Regions from separate parts of the Mus musculus genome. Here all the other regions are linked to region 1. Evidence: chromatin loops called from intact Hi-C (ENCODE). Cell type or tissue: heart. All regions are shown on one strand.

The links. Peaks named below come from ENCODE experiments on the same cell type or tissue, not always from the same donor. Only the 100,000 strongest peaks of a DNase experiment are listed, where the experiment ranks them.
Region 2: a loop joins it to region 1, with 8 times the contacts of the local background. A loop is called at or near these places in 4 of 42 quality-filtered maps.
Region 3: it touches region 1 in a loop (3-fold over the local background); 13 of 42 quality-filtered maps call a loop at or near these places.

The regions. Positions count from the first base shown.
Region 1 is chr7:24,386,151-24,388,650 of GRCm38, forward strand. No RefSeq gene overlaps it. Among named protein-coding and RNA genes, the nearest start is that of Smg9, 12 kb to the right of the region's middle. In heart, no CTCF peak of the experiment used is centred here; a DNase peak (open chromatin) is centred at 1,171; H3K27ac peaks cover 282 bases.
Region 2 is chr7:23,967,080-23,969,579 of GRCm38, forward strand. No RefSeq gene overlaps it. Among named protein-coding and RNA genes, the nearest start is that of Vmn1r181, 16 kb to the right of the region's middle. In heart, a CTCF peak has its summit at 1,120 (motif pointing right); no DNase peak of the experiment used is centred here.
Region 3 is chr7:24,334,957-24,337,456 of GRCm38, forward strand. No RefSeq gene overlaps it. Among named protein-coding and RNA genes, the nearest start is that of Tescl, 2.2 kb to the left of the region's middle. In heart, a CTCF peak has its summit at 1,149 (motif pointing right); no DNase peak of the experiment used is centred here; H3K27me3 peaks cover 445 bases.

The sequences.
Region 1 (2,500 bases):
GTCAGGGTTAGTATTGTCCCGAGCGTGAGGGATCATTTGGTCCAGTGTTAATCATTTCCACACTCGGTGTGTGGCCACCCCGTCCTTCTTGACTTCTCCCTAGTCATTCACACCTACCCTGGTCCTAGCCTCCAAGTCACACACCGAGAGATGAGCAAGCACCCACAGGGCGGCACACAGCAATGTCATAACCGCTCAGTGGAGCTGGCTGGGTCCTGGGATGGCAGAGCACCTACCGTGTGCCCATATTTTTGAGCCCCACTTTTCTTTTTGTAGTGTTTTGGTTTTGTTTTGTTGATGTGTCTCTGCGTATGTTCTGGAGTACCTATGCACGTGGAGGCACGGGTCAAGCTTGGGCTTGATCCTCAGACTCTAGTCCACCTTTTTTTTTTTTTTTTTTTTTTTTTAATCTGTTTCTGAGGTCTCACCATGGAGCCCTGGCTTTCCTGGAACTCATTATGTAAACCAGGCCAGGCACTAGATCCACCTGCCTCTGCCTCCCAAGTGCTGGGGTTAAAGGTACTCATCGCTAGGTCCAGCCCCCACCTTTCTTTTCTCTTTCTTTTGAGCCAAGACGTGTCACTGGAATGGAACACACCACACGATTCATGGTCAGAGAGCAGCAGGCATTAGCCTGGGCCTGCCTTCTCGGGCACCCGCAGCCTGGCTGTTCTCACATGGGTTCAGGGACCCATGCCTCGTGCTTGATCCCATGCACTGTGCCAGCTGAGGGAGCTCCCTAGCCCTGCTGTTGTACTTGAGACAGGGTCTCATTATGTCACCCTGGCTACCCTGGTACTTTGTAGTCCAGGCCAACCTTGAACTCAATCCTTGTGCCTCAGCCTCCTGAGTACTGGGATTACTGTCATGTATGACCTCTGGCTAAGTATTTTTTTAATACATCATGTGTGTGTGTGTGTGTGTGTGTGTACACGTGCACGTGTGCATGCGTGCACCCAGGTGCATCATGGGCACACATGGAGATCTGAGGGCAGCTTGCCATAGTCAGTTCTTTCCTTCTACTATGTAAGGCTTGGTGACAAGCGCCTTGGCTCATGAGGTCTCTTGTCAGTCCAGCCACCTTGCTCTTTGTAAACCCTCAGCCGCCGCCACCAGGCCTCAACTTCCCCATTTCACAGATCTAGAAATTGAGTTTGCAGGGCATGCAGGCCTGGTCCAAGGTTCTAGCCAGGAAGCCACACATCCGGCTGCAGAGCCCAACTTCCCAGCCGTCCTGTCCCCTGGCTGGTCTGCCTGCCTGCCCTGCCCCAAGTGAGTCAGAGACCAGTGGCCTTGGGTCTGGGGCCCGGGCCTGCATTCCTGCTCCCCAGGCTGACTCATCCTGGCTTGGAAGGGGATGCCCAGGCTTCGAGTCATTCTGGCTGAGCTATCTTTGGATTTCCCTCCAAGTCCTCTGTCAGTCTCGTCCCTGTGCTAAATTGGACTGTCTACCACCCACTGCCTCCGCTGTCCCTTCCTCTGATTGCCGGCTCACCTGGAGGCCAAGCAGTGGTTCCAGAAAGAGACTGGAGGGGTTCCAAAGTTGTCTGTCCCCTGAGAGAAGCCCTCAGGCCTAGGCCATGTCTTGTCGACTCCTTTGGAAGCACTGTTCCCCTCCAGATTGCCTTCAGCTGGCTACTCCTCCTTTAGGGACTTAGATGTCCTCTCCTCCAGGAAGCCCGCTCTGGTATCCTGTCCTGTCATAATAATATTGATTGGGCCAAACACCATGTTAAACTCTTTATGTGGCTCTCAAACAGAGGGAAAGAGGACACGTTAGGGTGTGAGTTTGTCACATGAGCTAACTGACTCACAGACAGATTAATAAATCCGCACAGGCCAGAGTTGTAGCTCAGTGGAAGAGTGCTTGCTTAGTGTGTGCCAAACCCAGGGTTCAAATTCTGACACTAGACAAAAATTTTTGGAAGTCAAAAAAAACCTGTCGAAGCCATAGCAAAGAGAGAGGGGAAGATGGAGGTACATGCCTGTAACCCCAGAAGTTAGAGGGCTGGAGGAGGAGGAGGAGGAGGAGGATCACAAGCTGAGGGCCAGCCTGTGCTACAGAATGAGATTTTATCTCTTAATAAGGAAACAAGGGGTTATGGGGATCGGGGATGTGGTCCTGCACCCCATTGCTTTGCCAAGCAGTTGCTCTGTCAGCTAGTAGATTATATTTTAGTGTTGTTCATTCTCTGTGCTCTGCTTCTGGACTCTTTAACTCGGGAGATGGGAACAAGTGCCTCCTCACCCCCATCCCAGGATGCCAATGATAAACCACAGTATGAGCCTGCCAAGGTCCAACTGGGGAACCCGTGAGTTTGCTGGGTTTATTACAGGGCCTGAATGGGGGCTTACTGTAGGGGTGTGGGTAACCCAAAAGCAGCCATGCCACTTGGGGGGGGAGTCTAGTCCCAGCTCAAAGGATGGCTTCCTCACAACTCCACAGATGGGGTATCCTTTCAGCCAGCCTTCCCCAGTCTGTACTCCTGAGGCCATAAGG
Region 2 (2,500 bases), 420 kb before region 1:
TCAATTCACTGGCATGTGGAACCCCTGGTGAGTCTGTGTCTCTGTCTCTGCTTCTGTCTCTTCTCGTACATGAACAACTTCCATGTAGACAGGTCTCAATCTGCTTTCAGAAAGTGGACACCAAGGTAATCATATAAAACTGAAGATGGTCTTAAGAGGCAAAAACACACACACACACAAAATAACATAACATTTAAAATCACACTTGATGGAAAGTGACACACAAAATTAAAACCCAACAAACAGCCGGGTGTGGTGGCACACACCTTTAATCCCAGCACTGGGGAGACAGAGGCAGGTGGATTTCTGAGTTCGAGGCCAGCCTGGTCGTCTACAGAGTGAGTTCCAGGACAGCCAGGGCTATAAAGAGAAACCCTGTCTCGAAAAAAAAAAAAAAAAAAAAAGACCAACAACCCTAACAAGAACAACAAAGGTCGAACTCCCCTGCCCTGCACGGCAGAGGGACTTCGTCCTCAGCTAGCTGATAATAAGACCTCTTGCAGTTTGCATCAAGTGTAGTTTTCTCTCAAGATGTTGGGGTGTTGGCCAGCTCATCCTGGGACTTGAGCAGAGGCCCAGCAACGGGCCGGGATCTGTGGCCTACCCCAGTTCTCAGAGACCCCGCTTGGAGATAGGATCCTATCTTTGTCTATATCTTTGTCTATATCTTTGTCTGCCGGCTGTGTTTGAATTCTGTATTCTCGGTTTGCAGTCATCCGCAGCTCGTGAGAGCAACGAACTCCCTGTCTGGGATGGAGGGGTGGGTTACTGATAGACGTGTCAGGAGTAACCGGCTGCCACCCTGGGAGACATCCCAGGAGGTCTGAGGGAGCTCCGGGGACGCCTGGAGATTTCCCATCGGGGTGCCAAGTGAGAGTGTGCTTACTCGGCTGTCTGATTGGGTCCTGGTCTCGGTTATTGTAATCTTTTTGTGTGTATATCTTGTTTCCCTGTATGTGACTCTGATGATGGGACAGACTAGTAGCACTCCCCTTGGACTGACTCTCGAGCATTGGACTGAAATTAAGACTAAGACTCACAATCTGTCTGTAGATGTCAGAAAGATTTTGGAGAACTTTCTGCTCTATGGAATGGCCAGCTTTTGATGTTGGTTGGCCACCAGAGGGCACTCTTGATTTGATTGTGATTTCTGCCGTTAAACATGTTATGCAGAGGAGGGCAAGGTCTCAACCAGATCAAGTGCCCTACATTCTCATCTGGGAAAATTTAGCACATGACCCCCCATCCTGGTTGAAGCCTTGGGTTCAAAAGAACAAGCCAGGATCCCGAGTCCTGGCTCTCTGCCACTCAGAGAAAAAACTAAGATAAAAACTGTGGGGGCTGAACCACAGCCCTTGGCTCCTCCCAGGATCTATCCAGAGATAGAAGAACCTCCAGAATGGTGTAACACCCTACCCCCATATCCCCAACCAGTCCCCTCCCAGATCTTTCAACAGGGGGCCACTGGAGACATAGGGGAGGGACCAGCTGCTGGAACCCGGAACCTGAGGCCAGTGAGCTCGGAGCCCAGAGGGACCAGACTCAACCACCATGCTGCCTTTACGTACTTATGGCCCTCCTCCAACAGACCCCAGACAACTGCAGCCCCTTCAGTACTGGCCTTTTTCCTCCTCTGATCTCTATAATTGGAAGGCAAACCATGCCCCCTTCTCTGAAAACCCCTCTAGCCTTACTAATCTAATGGAATCTCTCATGTTCTCTCATAGGCCTACTTGGGATGATTGTCAGCAGCTTATACAGGTTCTTTTCACCACAGAGGAGAAGGAAAGGATTCTGCTGGAGGCAAGAAAGAACGTGCTGGGGGCCAATGGATGGCCGACACAACTTCCGAATGAAATAGATGCAGGCTTCCCTCTGACATGTCCTGACTGGGACCCTAACAGGCCTGAAGATAGGGAGCGGTTGACAGTTTTCTGCCAGGCTCTGGTAGCAGGACTGAGAGGAGCTGGCAGGTGCCCCATCAATTTGGCCAAGGTAAGAGAGATCCTACAAGAGGAAAAGGAGCCCCCAGCAGTGTTTTTGGAGCACCTCTTAGAAGCATACAAGCATTACAATCCCTTTGACCTTACGTCAGAGGGCCAGCAGGCGGCGGTGGCCATGGCTTTCATCGGGCAGTCTGCTTCTGACTTAAGGAGAAGGTTACAGCGTCTAGAGAGTCTGCAAACATTATCCTTGCAAGATCTGGTTAAGGAGGCAGAGAAAGTGTACCATAAGAGACAGACTGAAAAAGAAAAAAAGGAGAAAGAGAAAAGAGAGAGGCTGAGGCAAGAGAAAGTAGACGAGATAGAAGGCAAGAAAGAAATTTAACTAAGATTTTGGCTACATTCGCAGGTGATAAGGAAGTTTATAGAAAAGGTAGAGAAAGTAGGCAGAGAGGAAGTAGGCAGACAGGGTACCTGGGCAACACAGGGCCGAGAAGACCTCAGAACTCCAGAGGATTTTCATGACCACCTCTAGATAAGAACCAATGTGCATACTG
Region 3 (2,500 bases), 51 kb before region 1:
ACAAAGGCTTTACTATACATCCACTCAAAGCCACACACAAAGGCTCTACTATACAGACCCCTACATGGGAAGGGAGAGTTTACTCTGCTTACACTTCCTTCCATATCATACCCCATCAGCAGGCTCTCGAACTAGGACCCAAACGACAATGACAGTGCATGACTCCCATTCGGAACTCTGCCTTCCAGGCAGGATGTGGCCGTCCATGTCTGGGAATCAGAGAAGCTGTGATGACCTGCAGGAGACTCTCACAAGGCACGGCTACTATCATTCTCTTGTCGGTAGATGGGAGGAGCATTGGATGCATAGGAGCACAGCAACCCTCTCCCTCCTGCTCCATACACAGTGGAAGCAGAGTGGGCAGCAGGTCGACCTGAGAGGAAACTCCAGGGATGCATCTCTTGCCAGTCATCACCCTCGCTGCTCAAGTGAATCCTCAGGCATACTCCGATAATTTCAATAAGTTCCTTCAGTGGTTTTTTTTGTTTTTTGTTTTTTGTTTTTGTTTTTGTTGTTTTTTTTGTTTTTGTTTTTGTTTTTGTTTTGTTTTTTTTTTTTTTGGTTCTTTTGTGGTATTCTCCATTGGAGTGAACACAAATAGACTCCCTAGGGAGTCACACTGTAGTCATTCGGGTCCTGGGCTGTTCCTGGAGCTCACTTCAGCTCTCTGCCTAGGAAGTGAGATGGTAGGGACCTGAGAAAGCGGTGGCATCTGTCCTTGTCTATATAGTGAAAGGACAGGATAGGTGCAGAGAGTGGGAGGGAGGGCATAAAAGCAGACTGACTGCAGAACACAGCTGGGGTCTCCCTGGCTCCTAGGTCAGAATCTCCTGACACACCCCCCCCCCCAGTCCCATCATCTCTTCATATGGTCCTGAACTCTCCTCTCCTCTAATTAGCATACTACACATCTACCACATCTACCAGCTGGGAGAGTGCCTGCCTAGCACAAAGCCCTCGGTTTGAACCCCAGCACCCCAGAAACTGTGCATGGTGGTGCATGCCTGTAATCCAGGGTAGAAAGAATTATGAGTGCAAAGCCATTCTTAGCTACCTAGTGTTTTCAAGACCAGTTTGGGCTCATGAGACGCTGTCATTAGTCCTTCACTAATCCCGCTAATCTGGAAGTGTGGTTTAAGATTTATTGTGGCCAGCAGGTGGCGACAAAGTGTCTTGTGTATTACACGGAGAAAGCTGGCTTTCTGCTTCCACTTCAAAAGGATTCAGCTTTTAGCAACTAAAGGCCTCTTTCCTAAGTTGTCCAAAAAGATCCTGCCTTCTTCATGCTTTCTCACCAGACACAGGGGATCCTCCCTCAAGTTCCTAATGGTACCTAACATGAACTTTATTTGATATTTCTTGTTTTAAGATTCTTTTTTAAACCGGGCAGTGGTGGCACATGCCTTTAATCCCAGCACTTGGGAGGCAGAGGCAGGTGGATTTCTGAGTTCAAGGCCAGCCTGGTCTACAGAGTGAGTTCCAGGACAGCCAGGGCTACACAGAGAAACCCTGTCTTGGAAAAAAAAAAAAAGGAAAGAAAGAAAGAAAAAAAAAGATTCTTTTTGAGACAGGGTAGCCCTAGCTGTCCTGGGACTAGCTCTGTAGACCAGGCTGGCCTTGAACCCACAGAGATCCACCCACTTCTGCCTCCCCAGTGCTGGGATTAAAGGTGTGCGCACAGCCATACCCAACTGCTGTATTCCTTCCTTTTACTTAAGGGGTTGTGTCTGTGTGTGTTACAAGTACAGTTTCCAAAGATGCCTGAAGAAGGTTTAGGTTCCTCTGAAGCTGGAGGTACAGGCGATTGTGATGTGGGGGCTGGGAACCAAACTCAGGTCCTCTAGAAGAGCAGCCCGTGCTCTAACCATGGAGCCACCTCTCTAGTCTTTGGTATTTTATACTGGTTTTAAAAACTAGCTATGAATTTATTTTTTTATGTGTACCTGTGTTCTGCTTGTGTGTGTGTCTATGTACATGCATGCCTGGTACCCACAGAGGTCAGAAGAAGGCATTAGATCCATTGAACTGGAGTTACAGACAGTTGTGAGATGCCATGTGGATGCTGAGAATTGAACTCAGGTCCTCTGGAAGAGCAGCCCGTGCTCTTAACCGCTGAACTACATCTCCAGCCCCACTGGCTTTGTTGTGAGACTGGGTTTCAACGCAGGGAACTCCTGACCCTCCTATCTCCACATCCTGAGAACTGCGCTTGTAGACATGGCGCCACCACACCCAGCACACTGGGTAATTGTTCCCTGCACCAGACCGGAAATTTAAATCCACGAGTCTTTTTGCTTGTTGCAAATTGCCGCATGTTAATGAACATGCAATTACCATTAAGAATGACAAAACATGCAAGTGGGTGGAATGTGCAGAGCACAGCTGCGATGGCTGCTGACGTTTCCTCAGTGTAAAAATAAACTATTACTATAACCCTGCGACCTGTTACCTGGACACTTAAGTTGTTAAAATTCCAAGATAAAATACCAACTCTATTTCA